Regions from separate parts of the Homo sapiens genome. Here region 1 is linked to region 2. The links are chromatin loops, found by intact Hi-C in ENCODE. Cell type or tissue: IMR-90. All regions are shown on one strand. Links, peaks and the distances in the headings refer to the core of each region. The heading gives the core; the rest is flanking DNA. Region 1 has its middle 91 kb from the start of LINC01121. Region 2 overlaps SRBD1 (S1 RNA binding domain 1).

Region 1 (16,697 bases), core at 4,278-12,277, 410 kb before region 2:
TCATTGCCTGGGATCCTCCATTGGAGGTGCACTACCTTGTCATCTTAAGAGCCTTTGAGATAAGTGTTGTCAACAATTCAACATGTGGTTGGCATGACACTAAATATTCAGATACATGCATCTCCATTACTGGGATTGTATAAAGATAGTATCACTATCCTAACCAAATTAAAGAAAACCTACCCAAGATGAGATTCACATGCTTCTTATTTTCTGAAACTGAAGGTACCTCATGTCTCCAGAAGTGCCATGAATTCCAGGCCCCAAGCCTAGAAAAGGAAGCAAAAGTGTAGAAAGAAAAAATGGCCTTGAAATTAGAGTGGGAAACAAGAAACAAGCAAGGAGTAGGAAAGAAGAGCGGAAAAGGAGATGCTGGCAGTGGTGACAGCAAAGAGAACTATGGTGCCCATTTTCTACAGGGAAGCAATGATTTGTTCCTCATGAGCCATGAATCCTTTCTCCCTGGACTCACCTTATTCCACTTTGTCTCAGGGCCTGGAATCCCACCTTTAGGGATGAGCTCCTTTGCACACTTAACAGCCTTTTAGCAGTCACTGTTTAGCCTGGGGCTGGTTCCATGCACTTGCCAGTCTGTAGGCATCTTCTGCTTCTCTGACTGAAGGTCACATCAGGTGAGGCTGGGCTGTGTACACCTAGTCACTTGTGTAGATGCTTCGTTCACATCTTCACGGCTGTGACAAAAATGTTTTAGGAAAAACTAAATGCGTGGCTTAGATCTAATCAAGTTGCTCAGTGAGATTATTTACCCCAAATGCAGGGAGCTGGAGTTAAAGACAGGGGGTTCATTCAGCAATGACAAAGCAATGCATTTCCTCATTTGTAGCATCTGGCTTCCAAGCCTCTGTTTTCCCAGTTTTCATTCAGAGCCAAGGATTAACTGCTCCAGAGAATCAAGACGATAAGCAGATGTTGCTTTGCCTGTGTTCTTTTCTGAATCAAATCTGTTTGTAGATATTGGGTGTATGAAGATCAGCCCTGACACAATACTCTCAGATGTCAGGGCCATGCACTTGTCCACCACAGCAGTGTTTTCTAAAGCATTGGCTCTCCAGCGCAAAAGAGAGCTTCAGTCTCCTTAGCAAATGGCTACTGCCATAATCTGCAATGGGCACAGCATGTCTCACCTTTAAGCTTCTGCCAGGACTTCTGGACTGCGGGGGTAGGAGAGAACAGAACATGCAGCTTGACTCTAACTTTCAAAGCATTCTTCATGGTTCCAGGATGCTCTCTCCTCTTAACCCTGAAGAATCTCATTTCACCTCCTTTAGATCTCTGAAAATGCTCCCCAAAACTCAGGAAGAAGACTTACATCTTTAGCGTCCAACTTTTTTTTTCTCCCAGTTGCAACACACTACAGCAGCAATTTTCAAACTCTTTGGTTTCAGGACTCTTTTTCATGCTCTAACAATTACTGAGGATTCCAATGAGCGTTTGCTTATATGAATTATATCTATCAATAATTTCCATATTAGCAATTAAGACTGAGAAAAACGGACCAGTTATTACCTCATTAAAATTTGAACATTACTTCATTAAAAATAACAATAATAAATCCATTATGTATTAACACAAATAACACTTTTATGAAAAATAACTACATATTCAGAACTAGCAGCAAAATCTAGTGAGAAGCCTGGCACGGACTTCAGTTTTTGAAAATCTTTTAAATGTCTGATTTATTAGAAGCCGGCTTGATTCTCATATATGCTTCTGCATCCAGGGTGTTGTGATATAACACATCATATGAGCTGTGGAAAATGCCAGTGTACACTCATGAGAGAATGAGAATGAAAAAGGCAAATCATGTCTTAGTACTGTTATGAAGATAGTTTTGACTCATGGACCCCTTTGGGAACCACTGCTTTATAGTGTTAGAGTTGTTAGGCTTCCCAACACCAACCACTTCACCCATGTGCGTGACCACACACACACATGCACACTTGCATGTGCTTGCCTACTATTTTTGTTTTGGCAATATCATCATGTTCTTGGGATAACTGAAAACTGCACTGAGAATCAACATTCTGCTCTGCTAACTAGTATCAGAAGAGAAGTTATGGACCTCATTTTAGAGCCTCATAGTCCTGGATTTGGATCCTGTCTCTGTCACTACTAAACTCTGTGGCCTGGGGGAAAATTACATAATCTTTTTAAAGCCTCATTTTCTTCCTCTGTAAAATGGAGACAACAATAGAGCTGTTGGGAGGATCAAGAGCACAATGTAAGTCAAACAACAGGCATAATATCTGGTAGAGAAAGAATAGGTGCTTAATACATAGTAGATATGATTATCATCATTGTTATTATTATTACTCAGTAACAGTGTAAGCTCCATGAGTGTGGGGGTTTTGTTTGTTCACTGCTATAACTAAACTCTACACCTTTAGTTAGTGCTCAAGAAATATGAATGCACGGACTTTTATACAAATTCAACTTCCTTCAGAACCTACCATCCTGACTCGAGGTAAATTTAGTCACATAAGAGAAGAACAGGTGGCCCCTGTCCTGTGAGCTTTTGGACTAATTAGGGGGAGGAAAGACTGATACTTAAAAAACAGAGCAGTAACAAAGGTGTAGGGTGAAGAGTTGAAATGAGCAGAACCACCAGCATTTATTGCCATTGCTCACAGATGGGAAATTCCAACACCTGGCATGGGGATTGGTATTGGCTTTGAGGTCTATTTGCCCGCTGTTGTTTGAATTATTCTAGCAACTTGTATGAACAACCATTCAGTGGGAGGAGATGGAGTAGACAGTCCTCAAAGATGGTTACCATCAGGATCACTTGAGGCCACGAGTTTGAGACCAGCCTGGCCAACGTGGCGAAACACTGTCTCTACAAAAAAATAGAAAAGTTAGCTGGCCATGGTGGCACATGCCTGTAATCCCAGCTATTTGGGAGGCTGAGTCAGGAGAATTGCTTGAATCCAGGAGGCAGAGGTTGCAGTGAGCCGAGATTGCACCACTGCACTCCAGCCTGGGCAACAGAACAAGACACTGTCACACACACACACACACACACACACACAAATTATATATATATATATATATATATATATATATAGTTACCATCCCATCAATTCTTCCTGGCATGCTTTTCCTCCCATCAAGATCTCTATTTGATCTGGGCTGGCCTTGTGACTTGATTTAACTATAGAATGCCGTGGAAATGACATTCTGGAACTCCCAAACACAGTTTCTTTCTTTTTTCTTATTCTTTTTTCTTCTTTCTCTTCTTTTTTTTTTTTTTTTTTTTTTTTTTTTGACAAAGTCTTCCTATATTGCCCAGGCTGGAGTGCAATAGCATGATCTCAGCTCACTGCAACCTCTGCCTTCTGGGTTCAAGAGATTCTCCCTCCTCAGCCTCCTAAGCAGCTGGGATTATAAGTGCACACCACCATAACCAGCTAATTTTTGTATTTTCAGTAGAGACAGGGGTTTCACCATGTTGGCCAGGCTGGTCTTGAACTCCTGACCTCAGGTGGTCTACCCGCCTCAGCCTCCCAAAGTGCTGGGATTACAAGCGTGAGCCGCCGCACTTGGCCACAGTTCTTTCTTAAGACAACTTTTGCTTCCTCTCTCTTGGACGTCAGCAGCCGAGTAAGAAGTCTGACCACCCTAATAGAGCCACCACGTGGGGAGAAAGCCCGACAGAAGGAAGGGCCACATGAAGAAGCACCAAGGCACCAGACATTGAAAGAAGCCTGCCTTGGCCTTCCAGCCCAGCCCATCTAGCAGCTGACTGTAGTCAAGGAGTGACCCCACTTATATTTAATACTAAGTGGAGCAGAACCACCTGACTGAACCCTGACACACCACTGCAGAATCATGAGAGATAACGAATCGTTGTCTTAAGCCCTTGTGTGTTGGGGGGCATTGCTTATGCCACAACAGAAAACTGCAACAGGAGGACAGGGGCTGGGTATGAAGAGGGAAAGGTGGCAGAGCCGTGGCACTCATAAAGCTCAGGGTCTGGTAGATAGCAGCCTTCCCCTCCAACTTCTGGCACAGAGAACATAGACTCAACACCCTTTTACGAAGGTATGTCTGGATTTAAAATTATATCTTTAAAGAAAATCTTATAAGCAATTGTCAAGTTGGAAGAATGTTAGGTAACAGATAATAGAGCTGCCAGGATAGACATGTCCAAGTTCAACTTCACTAAATGATCATACCCATCCTAGTGGTAATTGTACCCACTATGGTTCCTCTTGAATATTTTTACTTTGCAGGCCACTTTCATGGGGCCAACTAATTCCTGCTGCCAGGCCTTTGCTCCTGTTTCCCCCACTCTCTAGACTGTCTTTTCTTTTTTTCTCTTTCAATCTAATTCTACCCTTCTTCAAGATTCTGCTTGGCCCATGGTCTCCATCGCAGGGCTTTTCTAACTCCAGCTTGCACTGGTTACACCAACCCCTGAAGGTCCACATCCTCAGCATATGTGGTATGTGGCATACAATTTGCCACTGAGAATTCAAGCATCAGTGTCACAGATGGTTAGATGTGACCGGACTTCAGAGATGGTGTCTAAGACAGGAAACTGGAGCTTAGGGAAAGTGACTTGTCTAGGCAAGTCACTAACTACTTGACAACTAACTACTTGTCTTGTAGTTAGTTAGTGGAATACAGAACATCAACACCGCAACTCTATAGTTTTGGTAATCCAAATTTACCAAGTACCTGAATCAAAAATAGAATCAGGACAGGGCCCATTGGGAACCAGCAATTGCAAAATGGGCTTATACCTGCTGTAAAACAAAGAGAAGACACTCAGAGGGGGCAGTTACAAAGTTGACTTCTATCAGACTATATGTTTGGCAAGGGAAGATACTCAAAACAAGCATTATCTGGGGGAAAAGATTAAGATCAAAACCATAACAACATATCTGTTGGCCAGGTGCGGTAGCTCACACCTGTAATCCCAGCACTTTGGGAGGCCAAGGAGGGAGGATCACAGGAGTTCGAGACCGGCCTGGCCAACACAGTGAAAACCCATCTCTACTAAAAATACAAAAATTAGCCAGGCATGGTGGAGCATGCTAGTAATCCCAGCTACTTGGGAGGCTGAGGCAGGAAAATTGCTTGAACTCAGGAGGTGGAGGTTGCAGTGAGCCAAGATCGTGCCACTGAACTCCAACCTGGGCAACAGAGCAAGACTGCATCTCAAAATAAATAAATAAATACATCTGTTTGGCCAGAGCCTATGTTTTGAATAGTTCTGCTGCAATGAACAAAGTCTCTGCATCACAAGGTGCCCAGCCTGTGTGACACTGCCCTTGAGCCGCAGCATTTTGGAGAGTATACTCCACTCCCTTATCCCCTGTCCTGAATTAAGACCATCCACCTGTATTTGCAACATTAGCTCAGCTGAAAAGGTAATTATGGCTCATCAGGATAGTTGAGTAGAAATCATACGCAACTCGACAAAAAAAGACCTGAATAAAAACAAAGAAAAAGAATCACATTTAAGTGTGTGGTGTTAGCCCTTTTGTAACAGACTGTGTAAGTAAACTGATGAGTTTTGCAATCATCAAATTACTGTCGATTTATTTGTTAAGGCATTTAAAACAATTAGGGGAATTTGATATATTAGAATTGTGAAGACTTGAATTGCTTATGTGTGCACGAAATGTTTACTTGTTAGGGAGAATGTAGTTAAGTTGATGTTTTTGAGTAATTAATTACTCAGTAGTGTGTGAATATTTTCAAAATCTTGATTGCTTAAAGATTAGGAAATTGCACATCAAAGTAGGTAGGAGTTGTTGTGAACACTTCTTTCCATCTCCCAAAGTTGCTGGGACATAACAAGCTTTGGCTTCTCCCAGGGGAGTTCCCCACTTCAGGGCTGGTCACCCTAACACCTCCCTTGATCACATTCATTTTCCATTGTGGGAGCAGAGATTCAGCATCCTCTCTTTTTTATCCTTCACTTCTAAGAGCAAACCCAAGTTATCTTTACATTTTAAATTAATTGCATTTAACATAATTGAATGAGACTTTTAATCCAATGATAGCAAGAGGCCAGGTTCTATAAAGAACTGAATTAAGTGCAGCTCTTGTCAAGAAACATCCTTGAGGACATGACACAAAAGGGAAGGTGTTTCCATTGCCAGAGAAGGGAGAGTCTCAACACACTCACCTGGAAAGTACTGTGCTTTTGGATGGTGCTGGTGGGCAGGTGTCCCAGGAGAGATTCTGAGGGAGGTGGTTACCACAGGCTCCAGAACTGTTTTAATAGATCATTATAAGGAGGAAGTCAGGACGAACCAAGGGACGCCAGGAGTCATGGCTCCAGCCTATCCTTCCTCACTCCCTGAAGCCCCCCACCCCTTCACTCAGGACCAGACAAGTATACCTTTCCTCAGGTATGAAGAAAGCCTGAGAAGGGAGACAGAGCAAGGCCAAGGGTACAGTGAGCTTGGTTGGAGGAGAAAGCCTGAGGGAGAAACTTGGGAAAGGCTGGTTTTGAAAGAAGAGCTCCCAGGATGGCCAAGGCTTACAACCCTAAAGGTGACAACTAGGATTTTATTCGGAAGCCAGTTGGTTACAGAGGCTGGTGATGCAGGAAGGTGCATATCGCCAAGAGAGAAGGAAAGAGGAGTAGCTTGGACCATGGGGAGAAAGCTGCTGAGTCGGGGTGAGGGGGATGCACATTATCTTGAAGAGCAAAAGGCAGCCCCAGAAGACGTGGGGAAGAAAAGAGCCCCAGGAGAAGGCCGCATCCAAGGGGTAAGAAGGGAGAATCCTGGAGAAAAGTCATGGGGTCCTTTGGCCATCAGGCAGTTCAGAAGCAGGGATGACTAAGAGACTGTGGGACTAGATTGAGGTGAAAATCTGATGTGAGAAAAAGCATTTGAGTTGCATAAATAAGGCCAGTGAAAACTGCAAGAAATCACGTTTTCCAGAATAGTGACATTTGGGACCAAATGTCAGCCTTGGTGCCAAGAAGGGTTTCTACATCCATTGCAAGACCTTTGAAAGTTAATCCTATTGTGGTGGGGAAAGCTGTCCCTTTATTTGTACAGTCTGTTATTTTGCCCTTTGGGGAAAACACAGTGATGTGAATCACACTGTGACTTCCATCTCTGGTGAAGAAGGTTGTGTTTGGGGGAGCTGGTAGACATGAAAGCCATGAACATTCAAAAAACAGCTTATGGAAGCATTTCAGAACAAATTCATTTTCATCCAAATAAAATCAGCAGATATTGACCACAGCAGGACTGGCTGATGTGGGACGGATGGGCAACGGCAGAAATATGAACACTGATCATCACTGACTGCACCGAGCACCACGTACACGCTCGGTGTTGCTTTAAGCACTCTGCATACACTGTGTCACTTAATCCTCCTGACAGTCTGTTTTGTGAGACAGTTCTATCACTCACGAGTGAGGGACCTAGGGTGCAGAGTGGTGTGGTAACTTGCCCTACAGCCCAGCACTGTTGGGGGTGTAATGCAGGTTGGTCTGAACCCCAATACGCAGCTGAGGATGGGGTGATGGGGAAGCAATAGTGACAGGCAGCACTGAGATCTGAGAGGGGACCACATACAGAGACGGCTTAAACCAAGAGCCAGTGTTGTCTTAAACTGAAAACAAGTTTTGATGTGTTTCACATGGGGAAGGATGGACAATCTGCATGTTTGTAGCTGTACCACTTATTGGCTGCCTGAGACTTCTTGCTTTCCTGTCTGTATATTTTCAGGTATTCATGTTTTGTTCCCTCAACTAGACCAACAGCTCCTGAAGGCCGGGTCTGTGCTGTGGGTCTCTTGCCTCCTGCTCGGTACCTATGACTAAGCTCAAAAAACCCTTCAGTGGAAATGGAGCTGATTAATTTTTTCAGTCTCTTGTTCTACCCTCTTTGTAAATAAAGGACGGTCAAACCCCAAACGTTAAAAAAATGTGGCAAGCAAATTTTGTAAACAATGCGATTGGGGATTTTCTAAATGCTCTACCAATCGAATGAATTTAATGATGCCCCAAATTTTAATGAAACTTTTTTCATGCTGTCATAGGGCTGATGTTTAATTTAAAAGGTTACACTAGACTTTTTTTGTATTTGTCATTCTCTTTTGTATTTGTCATTCTACTGAAGTGTTTAAAAATTTATATTCTGCCTATAAAAATACAATCCTGGGGCTATCTGACTATCCTAAGAGTTATTTTTTGCTTTAAAGACAAAAAGGTTCTAGAGTTATCCTTTAGAATTTCTGTTGGAATAACATGTTGACCATAAAATGCTGAAAATATGGTCAAAAAAGAGAGAGAGAAAAGAACACACATACAGGATAATGCTAATCCCTCCCTGATGTGCACCTGGGAGCAGAGAACTGCCCCTACCAGGTCTGGAATGGTTGAAACACTGACAACATGTTGACAACTTTCTGATCAGATTCCATTTGGTACTCTTTCCCAGTCCCGAAATGGATCAAGGACAGCAAGTCGTCCTAGCTTTAGCAATAACTAGACAGAATATCTTTCTGGTTAATGGAAATTCTTCCCCCAGTGTGATGCCAGCTTGGGAGACGCAGAGCTGCAAATGCCCCTCCGCTCATTAGAGCAGGAGTTAGTCTCGGCATTGTACAGTCTCTGAGGGGGATTAAAAAAAAAAAAAAGGGTTTCCTGAGGGAGGCCTGGGCAGTAGTGGTCAATCAACTATTGTCGTAGCTGACTTCAGGGAAGTCCAGTATCAAGAAGGCCTCCGTTTTGTGCAAACTGATCAAATGCAGATGTTTCCAGGGAGTTGACCTTATTGACCGAGACTTCACTGGAGATTGAATGGCGGACAGCCGGTCAAGAGTGGGGTGAAGGCATGTTTTGGTGGGAGAGTGTAAATGTATACATACAGTAGACAGGATGTGGATGATGCTGGGCAAACATCTGTTTTATTGATAAATACATGCTTTACTTCCAAAAGTTTGATACCAGAGAGATGTAGTGAAAAATAAATTTAGTTTCAGGCTTTGTTAGGTGTCTCATGTGCACGTCAAACGCTGAAAGAGATGAAGGGCAAACAAATATTAAAAATGGGTTCAACCTTCCATCTCCCTGAAATATCAGATTTCATATAAAACTCATCAGCTGAACTAAGTATTAGGCTTGATCAATGGCAGGAAACTAGGGGATCAAATGCTAATAAATCAGAAACAGATATCCCCTCTCAAGAAGAAAATATATCACAAAACTGAAAATGAGAAAATCATCTGATGATTTTTTAATGCACATGCATGGAGAAAATAAGCTTTTTTTGTTTTTGATTTTTAGGATCAGGGAGTGCTGCATCTTAAACACAGACAAAGAATAAGATTCTTAAACACCTTAATCAGACTTTGACTTTAACACATGCAAAAGAAACAAGAAAGATCCCTATATTTGGTGAGGAATGAATACTGAGTAGTATTCTGTTTGTGGGTGGGTAGATATTAAAGTGGCAAAGTGAACACATTCAAACCTTGCTAATAATATTTTGCCAGATGTTTTCATGCGTTTCTTTTTCTCTTTAGGAATTATATCCTCAGCCCTCAGCTCCAACCTCTCTGCCTTTTAAAAATATATTGGCTCACAATTCCATGCCTTTACTTCTTAGTATTTTTTCCCTTATTCATTTTCATTTTGTAAAGTACGCGTTTTATTCAAATAAAACATATATACAGAAAAAATGCATGTCTTAAGTTCACAAATGTGTAAGCTCAATGAGTTTTCATAAGGCAAACACACCTATGTAACAGAACATTATCAGTGCCCCAGAAACTTGTCACTGACTACTCCTCTGAGGGTAACCACTACCCTCACTATAGTGGGGCTAGCGTAACACTAGGGATTAGTGCCTGTTTTTGAGCTTTATATAAATGGAAGCATAAAGTACATATTCTTGCGTGTGGCTTCTTTTGCTCAGTATTATGTGTATGCGATTCATCCATGGTGGTTAGTTCTGTATTTATTGATATTTAAATGGTATTCTTTTTAATAATACAGATATATTCATTTCTTTAATGCAGTCTTGTAGGTATAGAAACATGTCGATTTATTTCAGCATATTCACCAGTCTCGGCACTCAGAAGAGAGTTCAACAAAGTAAGCAACCACCAGCAGAAATCACAAAGAAACCACTGAGCTGTGACAAAATTCTCAAACTGACACGTCTGTAATCAAAGGCGCGTTATCAAGAACACCTTTGAAACCTTCATATTTGGTTTCCAAGACTTTTTCTCAAAAACACACATGCAAATAACTTTTTTTTTCTTTGACTCACCTTAAACAAGAACCCAGAGTGTGGTCCTGCTCTCTGAATGGAGACTGTTTGCTTCTGTGAAAACAGAGAGCTAAATTAAATTAGAAAATCCTGGTATTCAGTAGGACTGAATTTCCCTTCCTTCCTACTTTCCCATTCCACAATCTATCACCTAGAGTAATTAAGAACAGGGAGGTATCATCTTCACTGGATTAACCTTAACTAAATTGTGCTCATTCAACATGTGCCCTTTTGATTAGTCCGAGCAGGGCCTGCTGTCTCGGATACACCCACCTTGTAATTCTACACACTTAATTAATTTCAGATGAATAGAGAGGGGGGATAAGCTAAATTCTCCAATTAATAAACTATAAGTCCTTATAAGTGTCAGAGTAGCTCAAGATTTTCATTCTTCCTTTATTTCTTTACTCTGCAAAGGCTAAATGGAGATTGAAATGGAAAAAAAAAAAAACACAACACATACACACAGCTGCAATTGTTTGAGGCTGGTGAGGGGGTGCCTGGGCAGTTTCATCATCGTAAAGGGCAGACCTTAAGAACTGTTGGTAAAATAGATTATTTTTCTGCCAAGCATAATTTTTAATGTCCTTCTCCACCTGGACCTCGATATTTACTTTTTATTTGCACATATTTCCTGTTCTATGCACAGATTCTTGGTTATGAAAATTCAATATTAATGCCACTAATTTTATATTTTTAAATGCATTTCTCAGAAGTAAAATATTATTAATAGTCTGAGAACTTTTCTGAGAAGTGGTTTGGAGTTATTTGTTTAATCATCAAATTTAACAGCTCTCAATAATATAATAAAAATTTGCCCTCATGGGCATCCCTGACAGCAAAGAAAATAATTTCCTTATAATAAAACTGATCCCAAGGATGTTTATATGCTATAATTTATCTCATACTAAAAGATGGCTAGAAAATTATATAAGATAGATTTACAGTCGCTCCTTCAACTCAGAAAATTTATATGTCTAGTTTTTAGTGACTTAAAAACTTCTACTTATCTGCATAATTATATATAAAGAGATTCCCCAGTAGCTTTTATGTCCTATGATTCAACATAATGAGATCAATTATATTCAGGGAATTTAAATTACTGGTACTTAGGGAATAAAACCAACATCACTTTTAGTTTCTTATGATGGTATACAAGAAATTCTACTTACCTAAGACAAAATAACCATCTTAATGCAGCCCATTTTATGTGTTTTAGCAGAGATTTTAAAAGGCCACTAAGAGTTTTTGTCATTTAAGAAACCGTATACTCAGTTCCTTAATGTCTTCAGATGTTAATTTAAGTCTGTTCTGATCTTGTTTCCTACAGTTAGTCTTTTGTTCCAAAATGATTTTTTTAAAAAATGCTTGAGTAATTTTGTTAGTATTTGCCACTAGTCTAGAAAAATTAACTGAAATTCTTGCACTCCATTTTTAACCACTCCAATTCCCTATTAAATACACCTACAAATTAAATAAGGATACTGCTGCTCGATAATTTACCATTAAATGAGTGTAGAATATTTGACTGATTATTTTACTAATTTCTTATATGTGAAAATTCTTAAAATGGTGGAATCATTTGACTAATTGAATGCAAATATTAAATAATTTTTTTATTGATGACATGCATGCTGATAGGCACATCATTTGATGCATCAGCTAATGCCTTGTCAGGTTTGTATTCTCTTTTTTATCTGAGGCTGGGCACATGGGCATTTTAACTCAGGAAGTCTTACTTTCTCTGCCTTCCCTAAAATCAGTGCCTACATTTGACCCTGTGGAAAAACACAAAAGCGAGTAATTTAAATCAGCCCACACCTGCACCATCAGCCAGGCTATCCTTACAGAAACGCTTCGAACATCTTATTCCGGAGCACCTCAAGCGGCTGAAAAGAACAATTTATTCCCCGCTAAAGAACAAAATACTGACATTGAGTTTGTCTTCTTTGGGGTTGGAGGAAAGTTGAGATACTACTCATGAAAAGGCAGCTATGTTTGGCCCTGTGGTGATTTAGATTTACTATACAAACCAACAACTATTTTTGAATGATGGAATTAAGTATTTACACAAGGAGACTTAGCTCTTTAGCTTGGTTATGTCCTGCTGTTTATGTTACATGATCAGAAATCTTGTGAGTGCTGTTTTAGGTGATACATCACCAAGAATTCTTACATTAGGAAAGTAACCATATTATCTGAGATCGTTTGCTGTAGGGAAACCTGCAGCAAATTTTGCACTAGCTAAATTTGTTTAGCTAAATTTTGCACTTTACAAAATAATAGAAAAATTCATTCGACTCTCCCCTCAATGTATAGCATGGTCGTCTCATCACCTTGCAGTTTGTCTCATATGCTTGTGTTGAGCTCTTTTAACAGGACTTCCACCAATAAATTCAAGTTTTTATTCTTGTTTATAACCGGCATTTCCAGGTCCGGCCAGGTCCAAAAAAAAAAAAAAGGAATTGAGGGTTTGCATCGTTTTTCAATATAACTGGAAGCTGTTTTATCACTTTGTATTTTGAGAACCGCTCCCTTTCCCGCACACGCATTGCTGCCTCCTCTCGGGCTTGGTTAATGAGTCTGTGCGCCAAGCCAGGTCGCTCCGGGCAGTTCGCGCTTCCGCGCCTCGGCACTCGGATGACCGTGTCCTATTCGTCTCTCTCGTGAATGTCGCTGAAAAAAAATAAAAGTTTGTTCTAAGCCCGTGGCATTTCCGCGCGCAGATGGAAAGGCAAGTGGGAGAGGAGGGTGCAGGTGCGGGGCGGGCGCGGCGGCCCCTTCAGGCGCCGGGGGCTGGGCTGCCCCCGGCCGGGAGCAGCTCCGCTCCGCGCACGTGGCTGTGGGCGCTGCGGACGGGGGACGGCAGGCGGGGGACGGCAGGCGGGGAGTGGAGGGTGCAGTGCCCGCAGGTGCCGACGGCTTCCTCCCAGAGCCCTTCGCGCCGCGCCTTGCCTGGCTGGTGGCGCGGGGAAACCATGGCAGCATTGCGGCTCCGGCGGGCGGGCTCTGCGCGGGGCCCCACCGAGCTTTCCGGGAGCCTCTCCCGCAGCCGATGGGCATCTAGGGGCGCAGAACGAAGAGTGGGCGCCGAAACGGGTGTAGGCGCTGGAGGCCGACGGGGAGGCCCGGGGCGGTCAGGCTTCTCGGTAGAGAGGGCCGTGCACCTCGCGGCCTGCGGGCTAAGGCGGGGAGCCGCTCCTGCGGCGGCCGGGCGCGCGGACTGGAGGGAGGGAAGCGCCACGGACTGGGGAACCGGGGTGACGGGGAGACGGGGGGGCTGGTGGGGTGAGGTCGGCGGGCAGCAGCCAAGTGTTCTGCAGCTCCGAACCCCGCCACCCTCTGGGCGAACGGAATGGCACCCGCGGAGACGGGCGGGGACGGGCGAAAGCGGGTTTGCTCCGACCCGAAGCTGAGCCCGGGTTGGAGGGCGAGACCGTAGGCGAGAATGGCCGCGCGGGCTGGGAGACCCGGGCCGGTATGGAGTGAGTGGAGCCGCCCGAGGTAGGGTAGTTGGGGATGGTAGTTGTGAAGACAGTCGGAGTCTAGCTCCGGGCAGACGAAACACCGGGGCGCGCCAGGGTCCGTTTCCTCCTTCTCTCTGCTTTCCCACCAGCCCTGTAGATACGGAGCCAGCAGTCGGGCTAGAGCGGAGGCTGAGGGTCGCGGTTCCAAGGGCGGTCTCTCGCCCCGGGTCAGGCCCCACCCCGCGGTGGCGGTCGCGTGGCGCTGTCCTGGAGTTGAGCTGTCCCCGCGCCGCGGCCCGCACGCCCAGGACCGCACACCGCCGCCCGCAGGCAGAGACGCCTGCAACCTCGCCCTCTCGCCCGGCTCCCAGCTCGGGGCTGGGAACCGGAAAGGTGCATTTCCGTGTGGGGTGGGGGCGATTCCCGGCTGTCGGCGGTGGGGCTAGGCCTTGCGGCGGATGAGCCAGACCTTCCCGGCTTTCCAGCCAGCCGGGTTCGGGATTTCCCGACGGTCGGACGGGTGGAGGCGAGGATGGGCCGCTATCCCCCAGCCTCTTCAGGAAGAAGCCGTAGGGCCAAGGAAGGGATGGGTGACGGGGCTCACACCATTCCAGCGCTGCCCTCGAACTCGCGGGCCTCCGTTCCCTTTGCAGTCACTTGGTGTGCGCCCCAGTCCCGGGCAACATTACTGCCCGCGGGCGCCTTGTGTGCATGGCTGCTGCCTGCGGCGCACCGGCCTGAGCCTGGAGGGAGGTGCGGGGCGGGAGAGGCGGCCCTCCCTGGGTCTCCCCTGCCTGTCACATCTGCACTTATTTAAAGCTCGGCTGGTGGTCCGCGCTCTCTGGAATGCCAGTTGCGGGCCTGGCCTCCTACGGCATTTGCACTGATTAGCTAGCGGGTCATGGGGGAGATGAGGGGCTTAGGGGGGCAGACCGGAGGTTCACAGTATTCCGCCTGCCTCTGTCCCGCGTGCTAATCGGAGCCCAGTGATTCCCGCTGCACCAATGGCTGAGTGTGTTAGGGAGCAGAAAACCGAACTTGAAGGATGTTGGATGCGTCTGGGAACCGGCCATTGCCACTTAGTAGTATGTTGTGGGCCGGCGCGCACACATGACCCTAAATCTCTGCAGGCTCTAGCGCTGAAGCGGGCGGAGAAGGGGAACAAGTGCTGTGACCCCAAGTCCTAAAAGTTTGTACGCAGTGTCTGGGATATGCAGTATCCTTGATGCGAAACTCTTAAATGTTTGCTGGTGCAAGTCCATACAAAACGAGGTTGGCCTGCCTCGCTTAAAATACCGTACACAAAGCGTAAAAAAGGCACGGGCAATCCGCATCGAGGACGCCACCCCAAGCGCAAGAGGCCCGGTGCAAATTCATCGCTGAAAAACAAGCTGGGTTCTAATTTACTGTGACTCCCACGGGCGCAGGGGTTGGGAGGAGAAGCAAAGGGGGACATTTTTTTATTTTTGAAGCCTCAAAAAGTTCGATCTGATTTTGCATTTGCCTTTGGACTTGGTATAATTAAGGGTGAAAATAAGGCCCCTCTGTATTTCTATTCCCCTTTGCTTTTCTGCGGAGCTTTTACCTCAGAGGAAAGTTGTTTTAGTAATCTGGGAAAGAGAAACCATGTGCTGAGTCAGCAAAAACGCGGCACCAGGCCAGTTCAGCTCAATTATACTGCTGTGTGTAATGTACACACTCTATATGCCTTTGTGGAAATAATGAAAAATATATTAGAATTCTCATGGCATAGCAATGCCCACGAAGCCTGTTGGCAGTTGAGAGCCAGATTTCCGTGTCTTCTAATACAAGGAAACAGGTTCTGAACATGTCTTCTAACAAGCCTTAGATCCAAGGCCACTTAATGTGAGAGGACAAGAAAAATGCAGTTCTCAAAACAACACAAAATATTTTACTTTTTTTTCAAATGGTCGTGTTACAGAATGCTTAAATACTCCTTTCTGCTTGTGTTCTTCTGACAAGTGTTCAAGGTGGCTCCAACAGATGGAATCTTAATTTTTATTTTGCATCATTAAATGCATTTCTCAAAACTGATTCTTGAAAAGGTCTGAAAAGTCTCCTTGCAAGTCCCGTTAGAACCTTGACCATGCATTCTCATTTGTGTGGAAGGAATAAATGTTTTCAGAGTCACTTGGAATGAAACTCTCTTAAACTACTAAGCAATTATTTTTCGGAATAATTGCTTTTAACTGTCCAAGTGTTACCTGAATTTGCAGTATGTGAACATTTCAGCTGTTAAGCAACAGTCTAAATTGTGCTTTTTAATGACACACATTCAGTATTTCTGGGGATATTTCTTCATAGTTATTTTAATTCTAAGAGTTTAGTTGCAGAAAGTGACTTTTGAAAAACAAAAATAGCATATTACATAAAGAACTAACCAGAAGTTTGCCTCAGTTTCATTTGTCTTTTCTACCTCAAAATGTGAAATTAGTACATCTTTTATGCTTTTACTATTTAAAGTCTTAAAAATATATAGTTGTGTTTCAGTATAATGCAGAAATATCTGGATGTGAAAAATTCAGTCTGTCACCCAACTTCCAGATGTTTGGTACTACGCAGACAAAACATCAGAATGAATGACCAAATTTTTTTCTCTACAATCCAGATGGCTTAGTGCCTCTTGCTTCTATAAGGAAGCATATTTTCCTTTCTCTAAACATCACATCCTACTGTAGCCCACATAAGGCATGATTTACACTCCTTCAGCTACAAAATGTTAGGCCATTTGGAGTGCAGCAAAGCAATCAGTTAATGAAACTATATGTTTTGGTGAATGTAGTCCAAGTCCAAGTGTTAGTGTGTACTTAGGAGGGAGTGGTGGTGGTGGAGTCAGAAATGGGAAGGTAGGAGAGTGAGCGCCTTGTTCAATGGGAGAATAACTTGGCTAAAAGGACACAGCCTTCCAAAAATCCATCTGTGCCATCCATAATCG
Region 2 (16,697 bases), core at 4,493-12,492:
AGAATGAGGAGTGTGCGATACTGTATTTTAAAGACGTTGTTAGGAGTGACATCACTGAAAATTGTGGAGTAGGGAACTCTAAATTCCATCCCTCCACAAAGGTAACTGGTAAGGTAGCAAAAACTGTCAGAATTAACTTTTTCGCAACTATGGAATCTAATAAAAATTTTATAACAACGAAAGAAACACAGAAAGAAGTTGCAGAATTTCTATAAGAGAGCACTTTTAACGTACCCCAGTCTCCAGCTCAGCAGTGGCCTCTGAAGATGACAGCCCACGTTCCTAGGGCAGGTTGCAGAAGGAGCAATATGGACCTTATTCTCAAATAACTATGGTTGTGTGTTTTGATGTCTGGTGTGTCCCTGAGGAACTGACTCAAGGGCTTGTCTTTATTTCACATGCCTTGGAACTTACTCAGGACAGAAGAAGCCTCCCAGGTGGCCTTTGTCAAAAGTACTTAAAGGCAAATATATTAGCCCCAGCCATGAGGGGTAAGGGATAATACAGGAGCAACTAACACAGAGAACAAAAAACCTGTGAAAAAATAAACTTGGAAATGAGATATTTGAGGGAAAAGGGGCTTTTTAAAATTCCTGGGCATGCTGAGGGCTAGGTGTATGCTCTGAAAAGATCTGAGGGAACCTTAAGCTTTCACCTCTAGATGAACTTTGGGCTCCATGCAAACAGGAAGAAAAGGCTACGGCAGAGCTGTTAATGGCCTCACTAAGTGTTGAAGGAGTGCCCCAACAAAGTGCCAATCTGCAAAGTCTGGGAGAGTTTGGGTTTTTTTCTTTTAGGGGATTTTTTTCTTTTAGGGTTTATTTTGTTTTTGTTTTTGGCTCCAGGCATTTAGGGGAATCTCTGTTAAATAACTAGATGGTTACTAAGCTAACAAGGGAGACCTCAGTGGCCACACATAGCAAACAAAATTTACAAAAATACTTAGAAAAGTCACTAGAGCAAACCAACCCCAAAACAAGCAGCAACAACAAACAGGGGAGGGGAGAGAATCTGATTTCCAGAGTTACCAAGTTATAAAATACAACATATCCAGACTTTACCAAAAAAAAAAAAAAAAAAAAAAAAACTGTCCATGAGGAAGCTTAGACATTGACCTTACAAAACAAAGATTTTAAATTAACTCTATTCAATATGCTGAATTCAAGAAAATCATGAACAGAGACCTAAAGAAAGCCAGGAGAATGATCTTTCAACCATATAGAAAAGTAAGAGTTAGAAATTATAAAAAAGAACAAAATAGAAATTACGGAGCTGAAAAGTACAATGACTGAAATAAAAATGTGCCAGGGGTTCAACAGCAAATTTGAATACAAAGAATAAATCAACAAGCCTGAAGATAGGTCAAATGGGAATATACAGTCAGAGAAAAAAGAAAAAAATAAAGAAAAGAAAGCAACAGAGGCTGAGACCTGTGAGACACTATCAATCATACTCTCTACATATAATGGGAGACCCAGGAGAGGAGAGAAAGGCGCAGAAAGGATATTTTTTAAAATTATTATGAAGAATTTCTTAAGTTTGATGAAAAACATTAATCTACACGTCTAAGAATCACAATAAACTCCAAGTAGGATAAACTCAGAAAGACCCATGACAAGACACATTATAATCAAACTGTCAAAAGATAAAGACAGAGAATCCTGAATGCAGCAAGAGAGAAGAGACTTGTCATGAATAAGGCATCGTAAGATTAACAGCTGATTCCTCATAAAAAACTATGGAGGCCATACCATAAGAGTGGATGGTATATTTAGTATTAAAAGGGAAAAATTAAAAACCATCAACCAAGAATTCTATATTTTAAAAACTCTCTATAAAAAAATGAATGAAATGTTTAATGGGCATAGAGTTTCAGTTTTGCATGATAAAAAAATTGCTGGAGATTGGTGGCACAACAATATGACTATGCTTCCCATTACTGAACTGTATGCTTAAAAATGGTTATGATGGTACATTTTATGTTATGTTCATCTTACCACAATTAAACATAAATTTTTTAAAAAAGGAGAAATTAAGATTTTCCAGAAAAACAAAAACTAGGAAGTTTGTCACTAGTAGACCTGCCTTACATGAAATATTACAGGAAGTGCTTCAGACTGGAATGAAAGGGCACTAGATAGTAACTTGAAGCCATACAAAGAAATAAAGAACACTGATAAATGTCATGATATATGTAAATATAAACGCCAGTGTTACTGTATTTTTGGTTTTTATCTCCTTTTTGCCCTATGTAATTTAAAAGCCACATTCCACAATGTAGATATAGCCTACGACTACACTTAGGAAAAAAAATTAGTAAACTGAAAAATGAAATTAAAACACTGAGATACAATGACTGATTTATATAAGTAAATGAGACCTCTCACACTTTATTCTAAATCAGATATCTCATATTTGTATTTCACAGGGAAGAGATCCAGAATTGAGCTCAAATATAAGGATACTGGGAAGCAGAGTCTAACAAAAAGATCACCAGCCAAAAAGTCAAGATACCTAAAATGTTATATTGTCAGCTCTGCTAATAATTCTCAATGTCACTTGTTAACTTCTCCGGGTCATTACTTCCCAATTTGTGAAGCGGCAAGGATATGACAATATTATAAGAATTTATATAAAGAAAAAAGAAAACAGTTGACATAAAATTATTTAAATTCTTAGTAAAGTAGCAGGCAAATCCAAAATATTATCATTATTACGAAATCAGCATGCACATGCAGTTTCTTTATTTACCTGATGATGGTGAATGTTTCTTATGTTGCAGGAAAAATGCTGGTAGAGCAGAAACTTATCAACATCTTTCTCATTTACCTTTTTTGAGGATACTTTTGCCAGAGATGACTGGATACAAACATGTCTCTTCTGGCACCTGTTCAGATACACAAGTGTTCAAAAAACAAGCAGTTATTAATTTGTGCTTTAGTAAAGAATATATAGAAATAAGGATAGCAAAAAAAGTTAAGCCATTACCAAGTGAGTTTTTTTAATGATGCCCAGCTATGAAATTGATATTACTACCCCATCAAAAGGACTCTTTGCCTATTCATACTAGCATAGTCCTCCAGATCTATTTATATATCTACTCAATCTTCCCATAAAATGCCTAAATGAATTCAGAAACCATCTGCAATTATGCAAAAGATCAAAACTATCTATAGAAATCAAACCAATAGCTCTGATCTAAATATCAGACTTTTCTAATCACTAAGACAGTCACAGTCAATTAAAAACTTAAAAAAAGAGAAACAAAAGGATGTGTCAGGACAGCTTCCAATAACAATTTATAATACTGAACCAAATTTAAGTGGCATAATTACTTATAAAAACACATTTTAAAACCTGAGCAATTATTTTGCTTCAACTCATTCCTGCTGGAGCCACTGAGAAAATACAAAAGTTCTTTCTAGCAACAGTAGTCAACTAGGTCATCTCCTCCTTTCCTCTCCTCTGCACAGCTCAAACAGCTAGATATGTGGAGGGAGAGAGAGGAAGAACAAACCTCTAGCAGAAACCTGTCTTCTGATACACAGCAGAAAAAGAACAAAATAATACAAAAATAGGGTTTTTAATTAATGTGTTTTTTTAATGATGCATAAAATCCATAAGCCCAAGAAGGCTCTAGGTCAAAGATCTTTAATGTCTGATAAATTGGGACTGTGATGCCATAGATAAGCTGCTCTCCTCAACAGCTAAAAATCATTTGGAGGTCAGTACTTTTATTCATATCTGATATTACACATTCTCAAGTAAAGCCAATCACTGGTAAACACCAGAAACGAGATACTATAAAATAAGCATACATCACAATCAACATGTTTAAAAAGCAATGCCACTCTAAAGGACATGAATCTCTCTTCGTATATATTGTGTAAGGCAATGGTTTTTAAACTCATCAGGCCCCTCCACTGAGATGCCTCAGTGTAAGGAGGGTGAGTAGGCAGAGTTCCAGGCTCCCTGTCCAGAATTCAATTAAAACAACTTTACTTTTATCTGTTTTATATATTTGGGCTCTGTTGTTTGAACAAAGAGTTTTGCTACTTTAAAAAAAAGTCTGAAAACAAAGTTTTTAATGAACATTGGTATTAGCACTAACCGTGTGACCCTTAACAGCATGAGTCCATAAAGCAGAAAACTCCATAAAAGAGATACTCACAAGTTCCGAATGAAGTCAAGCGTGTCTTTGTCTTTAGCAATCATATCTGCTAAAATATGCTGCACTCCTATTTCAATATCCTGAAGCGTTGAAAGCCCTTTAGGAGAAGGGTAAAAAGGAAAACAAAAACAAAAAGTATACGATTGGTTTTAAATTCTATAACTAAATCACAGTAAATTAATTCCAGTCAAAATAAAACCTTAAGTTGACAGTCTTAAGACAGAAAGATATTGCAGCAGTATACTAGCTTCCCTTTGTAACAAAAACAAGTCTCCAAAAGCAATAATACAGACATAATACATAATATACTGCCCAGTGGTAAAAATGCATCTCTGGAGCCAGCTGCCTTGTCGAATCCTGGTTCTACCATTTGCCAGTTGTGAGACACTGGGCAACCTACTTGACTCCTCTGTACCTCAGTTTCCTATAAAAATGGAATCATAACAGTACCTCCTTTATGAAGTGATTACAAATACTAAAGATGTTATGGGAAATATATATTAATAGAGTCAAAACCCAAGGGACACTACTCCATTTGTTTAAAAAATTATCCTTTAGAAGCAATTTCTATTTTGGATTATGGGGCATTTTTTCACATTTTCAACGACCCATTTGAATTTCACAAATCTCAAAAGCACAAAACAAGAGTTTTCATGCAGTTGTTCCTCTTCACAGTTAAATTGTCTACAGATGAGCATTAAGTTCTCTTTAAGCATTTCTAATTTGCTAATTTATAGCAATGAATCTTGTAAATCAAGGTCTTTCTGATATCAACTTACACTGAGAGAGATCATTTGCACTGCTTTGTTTCATTTCTTTTGTCTTTATCATTCTATTTGCATGAAACGTTTTTTGCACTAAACCTGAATTACACAAGCACTGCATATCATATGTATATTTTCCTGTAAGTAAAGTTTTAATAAGTAATAAGGTACAAAAGCCAAAGAGGACAGGAAGATATTTGTTATGGCATAATTAATAAATAGAAAATATCTAGTTTGGTTGTGTTAGGATAGCTATGTTACCTACTGAAGTAATTATGTTTACAGTTGACCTTTAAACAACATGGGTACAGGTCCACTTCTTTTTCTTTTTCTGAGATGGAGTCTCACTGTCTTCCAGGTTGGAGTGCAGTGGTGCGATCTTGGCTCACTGCAACCTCTGCCTCCTGGGTTCAAGTGATTCTCCTGCCTCAGCCTCCCAAGTAACAGGGATTACAGGCACACACCACCACACCCAGCTAATTTTTGTATTTTTAGTAGTGACGGGCTTTCACTGTGTTGGCCAGCCTGGTCTCGAACTCGTGACCTCAAGTGATCTGCCCCCCTCAGCCTCCCAAAGTGTTGGGATTACAGGCGTGAGCCACTGCACCAGTCTGCACTTCTACATGGATTAATTACAATAAAAGTTGGAACAAGGGTGCCTGCCTCTCGTCACCCCTTCCACCTCCTCCACCACTTCTGCTTTTGCTATTCCTGAGACAGAAACAACTCCTCCTCCTCCTCCTCCTCCTTTTTCTCGTCAGCCTATTCAATGTGATGATGAGGATGAAGACCTTTATGATAATCCACTTCCATTTAATAAACAGTAAATATATTTTTTCCTTACAAATTTCTTAATAACATTTTCTTTTTTCTAGCTTACCTTATTGTAAGAATACAGTATATAACACATATAACACACAAAATGTGTGTTAATCAGCTTTATGTCATCAGTAAGGCTTCAGGTCAACAGTAGGCTATTAACAATTAAGTTTTTATAAAGTCAAAAGTTATACCTAAATTTTCAACTTTGAAGAGGGAGTCGGGGGGGGTGGGGGTTGTTCCCCTAATCTCTGTATTATGCAACGGTCAATTACATTTTAAAGAAATTTAAAGAAAGAAATGTGGCTAATGAAACTAATAGTAATTCTATTTACATTTTAAGAAAACTTTCCTATGAGGGAATTTTCAGTAACAAATTACCTTTACAAGATGGGAGACTGTATATCTAATGGACTTAAAACAGCTATAACACATAGAGCACTCAATAAACATTTGCTCTTCTGTTAGCTCTCTCAGTCTTCATCTAGGAAAACCATTCACAAGAACTAATTCCTGGAGTTCCAAGTATCCCAGAGCATCATCACATGAAGTTTAATGACAACAACAGGGTGATAACTCAATAGTAAAGATGGAACCTACAGGGAGAACCATTAATGGAAGCAGAGGACAGAAGAAATTATAGACTTTGCAATAAGAAAGGGCCTTTGAAAATCCCCCATCATAAGAGGGGAATATAATTTGAAACTTTATGTAATTAATGAATCTAATTAAAATTGTGCTAGAGCGCTAGAGAAATGTTGTAAAGTGTAGTCCAAGGACCCAAAAATAAAATCATACCAGGTACTTGTTAAAACTATGAATGGCTAGACTGTGGAAATGAAGTACTTCACGGAGTGTCCCAGATAACTCTGATACTCATTCAACTTTAAAAAACTGCCACTAGGGAAATGCCTTGAGCTACTTCTAGAGCAGTGGTTCTCAATGGGAGATAGAAATTATCAGAATCATTTGGGACACTCTTTCAAATTACATTCCCCTTCTCAGTCCAACCAGGGAGAAAAATAATTTAAAAGGAAAGTCTTCTGTGTTTTGAAAAAGCTCCTTTCCCAATCAAAGGGAATAGATCTTGTGGGTTTAATACAGCCAAGATAACAGATGTTCCAAAAGTTTAGCACCTCAGTTAAATCAGGAGGAAATATGGTACACAGAACCAGAAAATCATATCCTTTGCCTTACAATGAAATCTTCCCAGCTACAGAATCTTCAAACCTCCACACCTGTAAACAAAAACCGAAAGGCCAACATTTCTTTTCACTTTCTCCGCACTTAAGCTACCTCTTCTTATGTATGACAGAACTTCCTCTTGGACACGAAAGTAGTATTTTGGATCTCCCAGGACATAGTCCATTTGTGGCACAGTATAGCTTTATGATTCAGACCAAATGCTTACTGGTCTGTGGCAAGCAAGCAAGAAGTGTCTTCTACTGGGGAAAAAAAAAACTGAACTATCTGGTTTCTTAAATATTTCTTTCAGGAATGATAGGAATTATGAAACTTCTTTCGAAAAACAAGTAAAATTAAGGATGATCATGATTGTGTGTAACATAAAGGAGGAGGAGACAAAGAGAAAGAGAAAACATTCCTATCAAACTTAAAAAAAAAAGCAGTACCTAGCTTATATAGACTTACTAATAATAATTCTACATTTTTGATCAGGGTAAAAGAAAGAGGGAGTAAAGCAAACAAAAGTCCTCACACGTCTGCTAGTACAGTACTACTGTAACTGTGCTAGACCCTGAACTATCCACATTATAAGAAGTATCACCAAGTGTCCATTGTCATATATTCCAGCAGCATCACCATGTAGGACAATCCAAAGAGATATGGTTATCAAAAACCTACCCAGTAGGAACTCAGTGTATGAGAGAACTCAAGAGACCTTGGTACCAAAGGTAGTGAGAAGTAGAAGGAAAGAAAATCAACCACAAGGAGAAAAATAAAAATAAAAGCAGTCGATAAGCCTTTGTGCATCTAACATTCTGAAAGTTTCAACATTCCATTTTAATAAAACATATGATGACTGGGCACAGACAGTTTCCCACTGTGGTTAACCTTAATGCTTAGCTATAGTCTTAGCTATTATTAAAATATTAAGTGTTGCAACCATTTGGAAATCTAACTATAAATACACATTAAAAATTAAACAAACTTGAATTTTACTCATTTCAACCCATCTCTAAATTCACATAATCCTTTTTTACTTTTTCATTATTGCCCTTCTCCAAACATTAAGATTAAGTGTGTTTGGGTATGAACAGATATTTGGATTTTACAGACACACCCACTCAGTTTTTTAAATCACAAATTCACATTTGCTGGGTTATGTAAAATAAAAACAGGCTATAGTATGCTATAATTTTCTACAGATTAGTACATACTGTGGATTTTGTTATCAGAGACTGCCCCCTACAGACATTTACATGTCCCAGCCTATGGGATCCACAGAAGGACAAAAGAAACTGGAGGTGGGGGCGGGGTGGAAAGACGTAGGTCAAAGGGTACAAAGTTGTAGCTACATAGGCTGAAAAAGACTAGAGTTCTAACATACAACACGGGGGCTACAGTTAATAATATCGTAATGTATACTGTGAATTTGCTAAGACAGATTTTAGGTGCTCTTAACACAAAAGAAGGTAACTATGTGAGATGATGAATATGTTAATTTGCTTGATTATCATGTATAGAATAGTTTGACTATAATACTCACTTCACTATGTATTAATATATGTATATCAAAACATCATGTTGCACATGTTAACTATATAATTTTTTAATATTAAAAAAATAATTTTTTGAGAGTAGAGACCACCAAAACATCAATTTCCCCACTCAATCCTAACAGCGAATTCCTGAGAAAAAGCCACTCTTAACCAAAGTTGTCACTCTAAGACTCATTTTTACAATAAAACCAATGCATCTTGACATTTATCAACTGTCATTTCCCTTGAGTTTTTCTTAGAAATATGTCTCCCTTACTTCTTCCCTCTCTTATTCTCTGTTGTGCATGCACACACACAAAACAGGAAGATACACTTGGAGGGAAATTTCAGAAAAATACACTTTACTTCTACAGTAGAAGTGTGAGAGTGGAGCTTCACTTTACACTTCCTGGATGTCAAAACTCTTGACATTTTTAAAGAGTATTTATGACTTTTGCAAGTAAACAAATTTTCAGAAATAAAAGCTGTAACAGACAATATAGGAGAATCTTTATAAACTTGGGATATGAAGGAATTTCTTTAAAAAGAAAATACAGCTATTATCTTAAAAGATGATTAACTATAATAAAACTCAACTAATACCTATTTATCAAGGGATGCCATAAAGAAAGTGAAAAGACAAGTTACAAACTGGGAAAAAAGATTTGCAACACATATAAATGACAAAAATTATTTTAAAATAATAATTTTAAAAAGAACAATACAATAGAAAAACGGGCAAAAGACTAGAACAGGCACTTCATCAAAAGAGAAAAGCTGAATGGCTACTCAATAGGTATGTCAGGATTTATTTCAATTATTCTACATACGCTGTAATATTCTTTTGTATAATCAGTACTTAACAAAACAGTTTTTTAACATACGTTTTTAAATTAAAAAAAAAAAAAAAGAAACAAAGTTGATCTCTGTAAATAAAGCCAGTACCTTTAACGTCAGGCCTAATGTACGATAGCAGACTGAGCTCCCCTGGTTTCTCAAGCAGTGCCCTGGCTGCTCCTTCTAAGCCCAACTGTCTTGCTCTCTGGGCTTTAGTCCCTTTGCTTCCAGTTTTATATGGAGCAGACTAGAAAATAAAGACAGAAAACATATGATTATGTTTTAAAAAAACAAAAGTTAAAACTAGGTTACAAAATTAGAGGACATGCTGAGAATGCTAAAGAAATCCTTTTCTCAATCTTTTCCTCTTCCTTCAGAGATGAATTAAAACTAATTTGAAAATGCTTTACTGTATGAAGATGGTATGTGCTTTATCTTATTCTTTATATTTTTCTATATGCTAAATTAGTTGCTTGGTTTCACTCATCTTAAAAACTCATTGCTTGGACTGCAAAGTCCTCAACTCAAGCAAGCTCCTTTAAAAGTGTTCTACACATAATTCTACTTCTTCGTTTTTTTTGTTTTTTTCTTTTTTTTGAGATGGACTCTCGCTCTTTCGCCCAGGCCTGAGTGCAGTGGCGCGATCTCGGCTCACTGCAAGCTCTGCCTCCCAGGTTTAAGTGATTCTCTTGCCTCAGTCTCCCAGGTAGCTGGGACTACAGGAGCGCACCACTACGTCCAGCTATTTTTTTTTTTTTTTTTTTTTGCATTTTTAGTAGAGACAGGGTTTCACCATGTTGGCCAGGGTGATCTTGATCTCTTGGTCTCGTGATCTGCCCGCCTCGGCCTCCCAAAGTGCTGGGATTACAGGCGTGAGCCACCGCACCTGGCCGGTCAATTCTTCTACTTCTTTTTTTTTTTTTTTTTTTTTTTTTTTGAGATGGAGTCTTGCCCTGTAGCCCAGGCTGGAGTGCAGTGGCACGATCTCAGCTCACTGCAACCTCCTACTCCCGGGTTCAAGCAATTCTCCGCCTCAGCCACCTGAGTAGCTGGGATTACAGGCACCCGCCACCACGCCCAGCTAATTTTTGTATTTTTAGTAGAGACGGGGTTTCACCATCTTGGCCAGGCTGGTCTTGAACTCCTGACATCGTGATCAGCCCACCTCGGCCTCCCAAAGTGCTGGGATTACAGGCTTGAGCCACCGCGCCCAGCCAATTCTTCTACTTCTTAATCCACTCACTCTCCAACCCACCATCATCTGGCTTCTCTTCTCACATACCTTGCAGGAAATGATATCACAAAAATCCATGATGATCTCCTAATTACCAAATATATATATTTTTTTCAGTCTTCATTCTGCCAAACTTCTCTGCTACACATAACTGCTGATCATGACCTCCATCTAAAACTCTCTTCCCTGCTGTTCCAGGGCACCATCATCTCCTGATTCTCCTCATACTTCTCTATTTTTTTCCTACCTCCTTATGCTCTCACATCCTCCATCCACACTTCAAAAGGTGGTAACCTCCAGTGGTCAATCCTGACCTGCTAACAAACACTTCTTGAGTTCTTCCATTCTCATGGTTTCACGTACCAACTACAGGCTGAAGACATCCACATCTGGATCTCTAGTTCAGCCCTCTCTGATAAGCTTCACGTTTGTATAATCTACTGTCCTTCCCTACTTGACTGGAAATTCCTTGAGACAAAGACTATGTATTTATTCATCTTTGTAAACCCAAGTGCCTAGCACAAAAAAAACACTCTATAAATATTTATTGAATAAAGAATAAATATTTTGTTGCATTAAATAATGGTGGCTAATGACGTTAGCTTTTTATTTCTTGGTGTTCTTTAATCATAAGAAGACCCAAATTGCAATATATTCAGGTATTACATTAAAAGATAAAAAGGATTCCTTACCACGTGTTCTAGTTCTTCAAAAGTTTTACAATTCAGCATGGCTTTTAACAAGCACTCAGACATCTTCCCTTCCTTCTTAATTTTCTGGATTGTACTATGAACTTTCTTTGCAACAGCCCTGAAAAGAGAAACTTTTGTAATATACCAAAACTGTATGTCAAAACTTTCTTTTCAAAGCTACCTCAAACTTACAGAAAAGTTGCAGGTAAAGTAAAAGGAACTTTATTGTCTCTGAACTGTTTGAGAATAAGTTAACATCCCTGCACTCCAACACTTTAGTGTGATTTCCTACAAATACAAATCTTCTACATAACCACAAAATAACCATCATTATCAGGTAATTAACACTAATATATTACTACCATCTAATGCAGAGCTCATTCAGGTTTTACCAACTGTCCCAATAATATCCTTTATAGTGGATTCAGTTAAGAATTATGGGTTACATGTAGTTGGCATGCAACTACAGTCTCCTTCAAGCTAAAACAATATTTTAGTCTCTCCTTGATTTTCTTCTCCTTGATAAGGCCTTGATGTTTTTGAACGCTACTGGACAGTTATTTTGTAGAATGTCCTGCAGCTTGGGTTTCTCTGATGTTTCCTCACAATTAAATACCGATGGAGCATCTTTGGCAGAAATATCATAGAAGTCATACTGTGTTCTTACTACACGTTATTAGGTGACAAATGATTTTGATTTGTCTCATTACTAATTAACTTTGATCATTTGATTAAGGTAGTATCTGTGGGTTTCTCCAAGACACAGGTACTCTTTATTCCTCTTGTAATTATAAGTATTTTGTGGAGAGGTACTTTGAGACTATATAATTATCCCATTCCTCATTAAACTTTGAATTTATTCACTGATTTATTTATATCACTATAGATTTAATGGTTTTTTATTTTACTTAGTGCTACAATCCATTGCTATCATTTATCTTAATGTTCAAATTTTTCCAGATTTGGCCAAAAGTAACCCCTTCAAGCTAGCTTCTGTGTCCTTTTGACATGTATCTGTCATTCTGCGAGCACTTCCTTATTCTCTGGCATATGATATTTCAGGCTTATCTTCTAGTTTCCCTGCCCCAGCCCTGGAATCAGAAGAATGATACTTAAAAACCAAGGTATAGGTACTAGATATGCTCATTGCTACTGGAGTATCACTGCTCAGGATGGGCACACCTAGCACCCATAATTGGTTTCCAAATACCATTCCCCACTAAAAAGAACCAGGATTCCATGTAGAAAAGTTGATTCCAGGAATCAATTTACAGGGATCACTAAACAACTAACGACAAAAGGAAGGGTGGGCACAGTAGTTCCCCCACTTTACAACAGGTTTTCACTGTGAATATACAATCCTGTTGTTACAGTTAATGCTTCTCATCCTATTGTATTACCTCCTATTTATAGAATCTGCCTAATAATGGTATTGCTAAAATGATGGGCAAAAGTTAGAGATGATAATATGATTTATTCAAAATGATCGATGGAAAAGAAAATTAAATCTACTTGTAAATTAAAAAAAAAAAACTAAAGGCAGAAGACTATAAATTAAAGAGAAGAATATAAATTAAAAAGAAGAATATGCAGTACTTAGATTACAACCTGTATGTCTTCTATAGTCATGGTAGCCCAAGACTGTTTTCAAGGGCTAAAGCCTACCAGGTCATTTTAACAAAAAGCCAATTCCTTTTGTCCTATTAGCCTGCATATAAGGAAGAAGAGAATTATCTTTAGAGAAAAATACAGAAAACTTTTCTTACTATCCAGAATCATACTCTTTAATTCACTTTTCAACAGTGAATTTAAAAATGTTTTACGTTGCAACCCAGTATACATACATATAGATGCTACATAATTGAAACATTTCATGAAACAATATTTGCCTTTACCACATAAATGTACTCTTGTATTTTCTATTCACTATTTCATTTTTTAAGTGGTATGACTTATTAAATTGGTTTTACTTCTCATGTAGGGGTAGCAATTAACAAATTGAAAATCAATGCTCTAGTTATAGAAAATGCTGAGCTCAAGAAAAAATAAAGATCATATCTCATTACCAGAAAGAAATTTCTGTATTATAGAAAAAGATCTCTTAAGTTCCAGTCAATGCCCCCACTTACTTCAAGGAATATTCACTCCTCTACTAATATTCAATGTATTCCCCTATTCATAGAAACCCAGAGAATGGAATTCTTTTGCAATAGAAGGGTTTTTTAAAGAAAAAGAAAATAATAATATTCTTGATATACAGCTCCTATTTGTCTCCCATACAACCAAATATTGTTAGACTACCCTTTAATTTTTTAAGCAAGCTTTTCTTGCTTGTGAGGCTTTCTCCAATTTCAGATCCAAAACCCTCAGACTTTCTTAATTACCTTGCCTTCAACCAAACAGAAAGCTTACTTCAGAATTTGCAAACTGCTGGCCTTCTAGGTGTGGTCAAGAGTGGTTTTGTTTGGCCTAGAAATTTGTTACGTAAAAACTCAAATTACCAGCTTCTTTTCAGAAACAGGAAGAACCAGCAAACTGGGCAGACAACCCTGCATGACAGTAATCTACTGGAGACGAGCAAGGGTTGCCCCTCTTAGACAGGGTTTGTAATCTCCAATTCTTATTCCCCATGCTTGATTATCCTAGCCTGGCTCTGGAACATTTGCATCTGAGACTATTTGATTTAGTCATTTATATTTTTACATTGGCAAATTGATTCTGCCTCTCAATGAAGTATAACTTTCCACATATTAGCACTTTAATTCTCCTGACACTAAAAGAACGTCAAGAGGTAGAAAAGTGAGATGCAAGTTCCCCCAAAATAACAGAAAGCTTGTCAAGCTTGTTATAAAAATTACCCTTAATACTTTTAAAATGGCTTCATAGTAGAATGATAATCCAATTTTAATCAGATCTTTTTTGTACACTTGAAGAATGTACACATTAACACAGTGCCCATGGGAGACATGCAATAAATGCATAAGCAGTGAAGTGTTTTAATAAACCCTATCGAATAATATGGTCAGTCTTGTAGTCTTTGTACACATATTTCTCAGTTATTAGCAGTGAGTCCAGAGGCATAATTTTTTTAAAAAGGTACTTTCCATTCTGTAACCATACAAAACTTACAATCCACTATTGTTAAATTACCATAACCATTAAAAGTATGGGAAAAAGGCTGGGCATGGTGGCTCAAGCCTATCATCTCAGCACTTTGGGAGGCCAAGGCGGGTGGATCACTTAAGGCCAAGAGTTCAAAATCAGCCTGGCCAACATGGCAAAACCCTGTCTCTACTAAAAATACAAAATTAGTGGGGCGTGGTGGCGCATTCCTGTAATCTCAGCTACTCGGGAGGCTGAGGCAGGAGAGTCGCCTGAGCCTGGGATACAGAGATTGTAGTGAGCTGAGATTGCACCACTGCACTTCAGCCCAGGCGACAGAGCAAGACTCTGTCTCCGAAAAAAAAAAAAGATGGGAAAAGGAAATATACATATTTCCTACCAAACTCTATACTGCCAAAGAACTCTCCACTTAGGAACTTTATGAAATTAAAAGGACAGATTTATGTGAGTGGTTAAAAGAGTTAGAATAAAATGTACTTTCTGAGTTTCCTGCTGGCAGTCCTAATTTTGCCATTATGCCCAACCTTTTCTATGAAAGAAGATGACAGTCAAACTCTGAGGCACACACTTTTACTGCAAATGACCTTTTTGCTAATACATGCTCAAGCTATGCATAAACACACCAGCAGAGGGACTCCATACACTCGCTAAATAAAGAGGACTATATCCAGATTACAATAATTCAAGGAAACAAAATGTTGAAATTGTCAAATATACCGTCATTCACTTTCTCACTGTTCCTCATTGGCCTTTTCCCCTTACACTAGGCTTATTCTTTTTTAGGTTTCTTACCGTAGCTCTTCTAGGGTTTGCTGAACTTCTCTCAAGGAATCAGCATCAAGGTTATTAATGAGCTCTTTTCTATAACGTATAATGAAGGGAATTGTGTTATCATCATTAAAGAGACGAATGATGTTGGCACAAACCCAAGGTTCAATATTAGTTCTCTCAGATAAAACCTGCAAATTAAAGATACTTAGTGATTTAAAATGCTGAAAATTAAACATCTATATCATGTATAATTTAAAACATAGTATCAAATAATGTTCTCCAGTGACTTAGAAACTACTTGCTATAGTTTTTTAAAAAAAAGAAAGCCATATAAAATACATGTATCCATTGACAATCATAATGGTAAAATAGCCATTTCACAAATTCAATAAAATCTAATCCAAACCACTGTATCATTCAAATTCCAGTGTTCAATGAGGGCACTTTTTAATGATGCAATGATATACTTTTCATCTCTCATATTGGTAGCAAAGCAAGGAGTTGGTAACTCACTTTGTCAGCATGAGAGCAAAGGAAAGCCATTTTTAGTCATTGCTAGTGAGCAATTTGGCAATATCTATGAAAATTTACAATGCATAAACAAACTTTGGCCCAGCAGCAATTCTACTACTGGAAATTTATCATAACATATACATGCCTCTAGAAAATATTATTTATAATAATTTTTTTTTGAAGAACTGTCCCTAGCAGAGTAAAGGTGAGCAAAAACCTAAGTTTACAATGGAGGAACTGGAAAATATGTTATGCCCATACTAAATACCATGCAAGCATTTAAGAATCTGAGGCAGCTCTATATGAACTAATATGAAATGATTCACAAGATCTGGAAATAAAAAGGTAATTGGTTGGGTGAGGGTTAGAGTTGGAAGACCCTTCTATATCTTTTGAATTTTGTATCATGCACAAATACAACATCTTCAAGCTAATTAATTACTTTTTAATTTTTTTATTTTTTTGAGACAGTGTCTCGCTCTTTCACCCAGGCTGGAGTGCAGTGGCACAACTGTGATTCAATGCAACCTTGAACTCGCAGGCTCAACTGATCCTCCAGCCTCAGCCTCCAAATAGCTGGGACTACAAGCCACGCCATCACACCTGGCTAATTTTTTTTTTTTTATTAGTGGAAATGAGGTCTTACTACATTGCCCAAGCTGGTCTCAAATACCTGGGCCCAAGCAATCCTCCCGTCTCAGCCTCCGAAAGTGCTGGGATTACTGGCATGAACCACCGAAACAGGCAATTAATTATTTTTTAAAATATTTGTTTTAAAATATTATTTATTTAAAATCATTGGTATTTTAAATATTTAATTATTTTAAATTATAAATATTAAAATATTTAAAATTATTTTAAATTATAAATATTAAAATATTTAAAATTATTTTAAATATTTAATTATTTTAAATTATAAATATTAAAATATTTAAAAATTTTTAAATATTTAATTATTTTAAATTATAAATATTAAAATATTTAAAATTTTTTAAATATTTAATTATTTTAAAATATAATTATTAAAATATTTAAAATTTTTTAAATATTTAA

What was found. Peaks named below come from ENCODE experiments on the same cell type or tissue, not always from the same donor. Only the 100,000 strongest peaks of a DNase experiment are listed, where the experiment ranks them.
Region 1: it touches region 2 in a loop (2.2-fold over the local background); 1 of 110 quality-filtered maps calls a loop at or near these places.

The regions. Positions count from the first base shown.
Region 1 is chr2:45,155,928-45,172,624 of GRCh38, forward strand. No RefSeq gene overlaps it. Among named protein-coding and RNA genes, the nearest start is that of LINC01121, 91 kb to the right of the region's middle. RefSeq lists enhancers at 13,165-13,665, 14,531-15,160. In IMR-90, for the core only: no CTCF peak of the experiment used is centred there; no DNase peak of the experiment used is centred there; H3K27me3 peaks cover 5,739 bases.
Region 2 is chr2:45,570,456-45,587,152 of GRCh38, forward strand. SRBD1 (S1 RNA binding domain 1) reads right to left here. Exons shown (of 21, transcript NM_018079.5): 5 at 15,153-15,319; 6 at 11,238-11,355; 7 at 9,420-9,558; 8 at 4,172-4,268; 9 at 2,752-2,887. Among named protein-coding and RNA genes, the nearest start is that of SRBD1, 32 kb to the right of the region's middle. In IMR-90, for the core only: a CTCF peak has its summit at 8,183 (motif pointing left); a DNase peak (open chromatin) is centred at 8,176; H3K27ac peaks cover 320 bases.